Linked DNA regions of Mus musculus: region 1 is linked to region 2. Evidence: chromatin contacts called from ENCODE POLR2A ChIA-PET data. All regions are on one chromosome and are shown on one strand. The core of a region is the stretch at or near the end of the contact, and the rest is flanking DNA. Distances in the headings are between cores, read along the strand shown. Region 1 holds the start of Cep72 (centrosomal protein 72). Region 2 holds the start of Brd9 (bromodomain containing 9).

Region 1 (3,056 bases), core at 17-2,516, 120 kb after region 2:
AAAGGGATATTTGAAAAGCATATTAAAATCAATGAAAATTAGAACCAGTCATGGTGGCAACTGCCTGCAATCCTAGCCACTTGAGTGTCGGACTAAAATTCCAAGGCCAGGTTCCGTTAAAAATGGAGATCAAGGTCATCTTGGCTTAATAACACACTTGAAAAATTAAAAAAACGTTTGGGGTGAAGTCCCATGACAGGGCATTTGCTTAGCATATGCAAAGCCCTATGTTCTATCTCCAGTACCTTAACACACAGTAGAAATATAAACACTAACAAATGTGTTAGTGTGTGCAGCTATGTGATACGTAAAGAGAAATGTACAGATTAAGAGATTTAAATTATAAAACAAGCTTTAATCCACACGTTTCACTTCTAGAATCTAAAGAGGAAAATAAATGCAAAGCAAGCACAGAGAAAAAGGTAAAATTTAAAAACAGTGAAGACAAATCAACCAACCCAAAAGTGGTGTCTTTGGCATGACCAAAAACCGTATATCTCCAACATGACTGAAAGATAGAGCCAGATTAAGTACCATTTATGAAAATGGGGAATATCCCTACAGGCCCCACAAGCATTAATAAAATAGTAAGAGAATGCTGTAGTCAGTTCTATGTAGATATGGTTGACAATCAAGAAAAAACGATTTAGATAACGAAAATGCACTCTAGGTGAAACCACTATAAGTTTAAAAATCGTAATCGAATTTAAAAAATGGTAATCGAAAATCTTCAACAATGGAAAATTCTAGGCCTGCGTGGTTTCCCTGTCAAAGTCCAGGGGAAAAAAGTTAAAAAGGAAAAAAAAAAAATCACAACACAAATTCCGCACGATCTCTTGCTCAAAACGTAATGGGGCCTTGATGTCCAAACCATATAAAAAGAGACCTGCATCTTCATAAGCGAAATGCCATGTAGGAACCCAGGAAGACAGATGAAAGCTGCTGCAAAAAAGAAGCGGGGGGCTCAGCCTGACCGCGGTCCCACAGAAAACCCAGGCCGCGTCCACCGGCTCTCCAGGACCTTAGCCACGCCCTTCCCCACAAACCCGCCCAGCCGGCCCCGCCTCCTTGCCCCACGGGCCGAGACCGTTTGTGGTCAAGTGCCATTCGCACGGAGGCAGAGCTATCAGGCCCGGCAGGCCAACCCAGTCTGTCCCCCACGCACCCAGGTCGCGGTGGGGACCCAGGCCGCTGCGCTCTCGTACAGTCTCTTCACACAAAACCAACCGCTGGCCTGGCGCCATGTTTTCAAACCGGACGCTGGCGCGCGGCGCCTGCGCTGTGACGTGATCTGGAACGGGCGGGCGGGACCAAGCCTGCAAGGGGCGGGCCCAGGAGGGTGGGCGGAGCTTCGGCTGTGTTTAAAACTTTCTTTGGGACAGGTTCACCCAAGCCATCCTAATCCGCTGAGCTCTGAGTGCAACCTCACCCTGCTCTGGCTCCTCCCCAGGACAACCCCATTGCGTTCAGTGCGGTTTGTGGAAACAGCTGTTAGTGCCCGGGGCATTCGCACCTACTCCCACTTCCATTCATTTCCTACTCCCTCCAGGAGCCTTCTCTCCTAAGGTTTCTTCCTGTCCCAGCCCCTGAGATGCTCCCCCCCCCCCCCCCCGCCAACCCCCACGCACTTCCAAAAGTTCTCATCATGTGGCTGGAGAGACAGGCTGTGTGCAAAAAAAAAAAAAAAAAAAAAAAAAAATTTCTCCTAACTAAGACACATTGAAAGTCCTTTCATCAAACCTGGGGTCTACTAATAACTTCCAGGCATTGGAGAGATAACTAAGCTTTTCAGAAGCAAATTAAGGCTTGTATGCTTGCCATCTAAGACATGTGGCGCCTCAGGACACAACACAGATTTCAATCACCCTCTCTTATTCTATTTTCTCTGACCAAGATCAGAGTCCAAGTGGGACCTTGGGGAGACGGATGGTCTGTCAGGGACAGACCCAAGACCAGCTTTTCTACTGCAATGAAAGTGCCAGTAGAAACTTGGGAAGTAACGTTTCTGTTTACTAACGTTTTACATCTTCACTGAAGAAAGAGGGACAAGGATTAGCTTTGCACCCTGCAAAGATTCCTACAAGCCTATGATTTCTTACAAGCCTCAGTAAAAGGTTATGCTAATGATTAATTACTACCAAGTACTCTTTCCGGTGGTTTATTAAATACCATCTGCCGTGGTAACATTAGACTGTGGCCAAACCTACATGCATTTAAGCTGTTTTATGTCCTTAAGTTCCATTTGAGGTGTTTAGGAGTGAGCCAGCAGCACTTGAACTTGATTTGGTGCTGGTGAAGACACAGAGCAAGGAACAGTGTTGTGACTCGGAGATAGAGATGATGAGCCAGGCTGGGTCACATCAGGAACAATCCCTTCTGCCTCATAGTTCATAAAGCTTTCCCAACTAGACCTGGAGGTTAGCAGGAACCTTCCTTAGCTGGAGTCCCACAGCCTGGTCTTCCCTACTACCTGGAGAGTTGGCAGGCAGTCCTACCCAGAACATTCTGTTGATCTCACATACACACCCCCCCCCCATGCTGCTCCCAACCTTGGCATTCATCAGCTGTCTGAGATGGGGTAAGAAGAGCCACTGTTGCCATGTATAAGGCTTGTGCTTCTTTTTGTATGCTCTCTCTGTAGGACATGCCAAAACATGTGCTGCTTAAGACCCACAACCTAGGCCAGCTGGACATTGGTGGGAGCAGAGGAGGCCTCTCTGGCTCTTTCTACCTGATACCCCTTGTGGTTTTCTAGGATCTTCCATGGAGGCTTTCACTCTCCAGCCTGAATCTCTAAACATGTGGGCACAAAATATATAGTCATCTTCAAAAAGACCAGGAGGGAGGCAGGGCAGCCTGAGGCTGACCCACCCATATGTGCCTGAAGAAAATATAGGTTCAAGCTGGCCCCTGAGGGTTTCTGCCTTTCTCCATGACTGTCTTTGGCCATAGGGAGTAAAAGGAGGAGGTGCCATCAAGACTGAGAGTTTTAGATAGGAGGAGGGCCCTGCATCCTCAGTGGGCCTCTTAGAGCTATGGGTGACATGACATTGTTA
Region 2 (3,402 bases), core at 480-2,979:
GAATTTACCTGAGGGTCTTTAGCCTTTAGTTCTGTGTCAACAATAGACACTGACTGAACATTTCTGCTTAGAAAAGGATCATCAAACTCAGTCCAGACGTAATCTCCAAACACAATATTATGCCGGTTGAGCAGCCTGTAAACACTCGACTTTATATCTTCTTTTTTTGCAGTGCTAGAAAGATAAATAAAACATATATAAAATATCTTAGTTAAGAAAAACACTAAAAGCTGGGCGTGGTAGCACACGCCTTTAAGCCCAGCACTTGGGAGGCAGAGGCAGGCGGATTTCTGAGTTCGAGGCCAGCCTGGTCTACAAAGTGAGTTCCAGGTCAGCCAGGGCTACACAGAAAAACCCTGTTCCGAAAAACCAAGAAAAAAAAAAAAAAACCAAAAAACAAACAAACAAAAACGACAAAAACAAACAAAAAAACAAAAAAAACCCCACTAAAGTATAGCTAGGTCTGGCTGTAATTTCAGCATGCAAGCTGAGACAGAAGAACTTGTTTCAAACACAGACACTCAGACACACACACACACACACACACACACACACACACACACACACAGACACACACCTTCCCTCCCTCAGACCTCAGACATATACAAGAAAGTCATTAGTCAAGATGGGGCTTGGCAGTGTACTGTCTTAGGATCAACTGTAGGGTCCCAGGCCTGCAGTCATACCATCAGCCACCCTCAGGCTAATTAGAAAAAGGAGGTGCCACTAGTTCTTCACACACTACTATGAAAATTAATAAAAATTCAGTGTTTGAGACAAGCCTGAAACATTATGAGCATTCAATCCATGTTAGCAGCCCTTTTAAGGAAAACCTGAAAATGCATAGCTGTAGGGTCTAACCTGGAGTACGTACATAATCTTTGTAACAGGAAATTTGCCACTGGATTCTGGCTTTGCAAATTAAATACTTGCTCTACTGACACTGCACTTCCTTGCACCCCTAATTGACTGGAGATCACTTCTGTCGCTTAGCAGGTCCTATTACATGGAGCTCATCGTTAGGCTGTGCTCCATAGGCCAGTCAGTTGAGAGCTGTGGGGTCCTGCCAGATAGTCTGGGATGGTGGTAGGGTCTGGATGGGATATGCGGCAATGTGAGAGGTGAAACTCAAGAGTAATGTGTGGTGGGATGGAGGGCAAAGTCGGATCATGCTGTTAGGGTCAACTGAAGTGGGGTGGAGGTGTGCTGGGTCATACTAGGTGGGTTCATGTCAGGCTGTTCAGGTCGTGCGAAGTGGGGCCGTACTGAGGGGTGGGACGCTGTGGGGTGGAATCCTAAGAGTTGGGGTAAGGTCGTGCCACTCGGAGTCACGCGTGGTGGGGTCGGATCAGGTCGCGCCCCGCGTGGTCGGACTCCGTATATACGCTCACCTTCCGCTGCGCTGCAGAACCTCCACATGGACCGCGGGCGATTCGGCAACACAGGGAAGCGCTTGCTTCAGGTCGCCCACCGCCTCGTCCATGGCGCCGCCGCCGGGAGCCGAGGGAATGCCGCCGGAGTGAGGCCGCGGTCGCCTCCCTGCGCCCTGTGCGACAGCCTTCTCCGATGTAGGAGGATCCACCTTGGCTAAGGGCCGGCCAAATCCACTTCCGCCGCCCGAGCCGCTCGGCGCTTTGCAACCCGCCCCGCCCCACCGAGCTTCGAATCTGCCGCGCGCTGCGCACCGCCCCACCCTGACCCGGAAGCACTTGGCGGTGGCGAAGGCGCTACTTCCGACTGGCGCAGGTCGAGCTACCGGCAGCCGCTTCTCACCGGATCCCGTGCTATCTCAGCCATGGGCAAAAAGCACAAGAAGCACAAGGCGGAATGGCGCTCGTCCTACGAAGGTGCGGATCCCACGGGCGGGGTCTAGGTTGCCGATACGGGCAGGGGAAGGCGTTCCAGGGGAAGGGCGTGGTCTGTGCTGGGCGGGGTCCCGTGAGAAGGAGGAGCTTAGAGCCAGGTAGTGGACAATCGTAGGAGGGGCGGGGTTAGAGCTGAAAAAGGGAATCTGCTGCGAAGAGGCTATAGGCTTCTTTTTTGGGTCCTGTAGCCACTATGTACCTCCTCTCTGACACCAGGAAGACCCGCAGCAAAAAGAGGGCTTCCGTGAAGGAATTGGGGTCCTGGGTCTCAGGTCGGGTTGTTGTACCCTCGGAATATCCTCAGTGGTGATTTTGTGGTTTGAAAGAGAGGATTGAACACCAATCTGTCAGTTTGAGATTACATAGTCTGTGGTTTTGACAACTCCTTGCTGTCTAGATTCACACCCACAGGGGTGCAGTATTTCTACTCAGTATTTTGCAAGCTTGACCTACGTACGGTCTGTGTGCAGATTATACAGACACGCCACTGGAGAAGCCTCTGAAGCTGGTGCTCAAGGTGGGAGGAAGTGAAGTGACAGAGCTCTCAGGATCTGGCCACGACTCCAGCTACTACGACGATCGCTCAGACCACGAACGGGAGAGACACAGAGAAAAGAAGAAAAAGAAGAAGAAAAAGTCAGAGAAGGAGAAGCACCTCGATGAGGAGGAGAGGAGGAAGCGGAAGGTAAAGGTTCAATGGCCTAAGATGGGTCCCTAATCACGCCTGGCTATACCGTTGCTGCAGTTCTGGGCTTCCAGGGCATCTTCAGGTGATGCCTGTCAGGTGTCAGGAGTGGCTCTTCTTCCCAGTCTGGGGAATGCGCAGACGTGTGCGGAGCCTGCATTACCAGTCTAAAAGGGTTCTGGCTGTTCTGTGCCCTCTATTCTTCCATACTTACAGGAAGAGAAGAAACGGAAACGGGAGAAGGAACACTGCGACTCAGAGGGGGAGGCTGATGCTTTCGACCCTGGAAAGAAGGTGGAGGTGGAGCCACCCCCAGACCGACCAGTGAGAGCCTGCCGAACACAGCCAGGCAAGACCCTGTCCCCAAACATGAGTTTCCTACCTTGTCTATAGCGTGGTTATCTAGTTGTTGGGGACATTTCACAAGCTAAAAATGAGTAAATTCTCTTGAAGACTGGTAAAACAGACACATGGATGCCAGAGACCAACCATATGTGTCCTACAAAACCTACTATATTTTTATTTGGTTGGTTAGTTGTTTTGTTTTGTTTGTTTTTCTGGTTTTTTGTTCTGGTTTTTCGAGACAGGGTTTCTCTGTATAGCCCTGACTGTATAGTACTCACTCTGTAGACCAGGCTGACCTTGAATTCAGAAATCCTCCTGCATCTGCCTGCCGAGTGCTTTGATTAAAGGCGTGTGCCACCACGCCCAGCGAAACAGGGCTTTTTACTGTAGCCCTCTCTGTCCTGGACCTTACTCTGTAGATGAGCTGTCCTTGAACTCAGAGATCTGCCTGCCTCTGGCTCCTGAGTGTGGGATTAAAATGGTGCACAACCACTGCCCAGTTTATCT

What was found. ChIA-PET counts read pairs that join two places held with the same protein, here RNA polymerase II (POLR2A).
Region 1: POLR2A ChIA-PET joins it to region 2 with 20 read pairs in embryonic stem cell. The contact joins the promoter of Cep72 here to the promoter of Brd9 in region 2. POLR2A ChIA-PET finds 5 or more read pairs at or near these places in 4 of 5 experiments (Patski and embryonic stem cell).

The regions. Positions count from the first base shown.
Region 1 is chr13:74,061,019-74,064,074 of GRCm38, forward strand. Cep72 (centrosomal protein 72) reads right to left here and starts at 1,267. Exons shown (of 12, transcript NM_028959.3): 1 at 1,166-1,267. The coding sequence starts at 1,244.
Region 2 is chr13:73,936,099-73,939,500 of GRCm38, forward strand. It overlaps Brd9 (bromodomain containing 9), which reads left to right and starts at 1,730. Exons shown (of 16, transcript NM_001378947.1): 1 at 1,730-1,847; 2 at 2,336-2,550; 3 at 2,767-2,899. The coding sequence starts at 1,796. It overlaps Trip13 (thyroid hormone receptor interactor 13), which reads right to left and starts at 1,669. Exons shown (of 13, transcript NM_027182.2): 1 at 1,392-1,669; 2 at 9-174. The coding sequence starts at 1,483.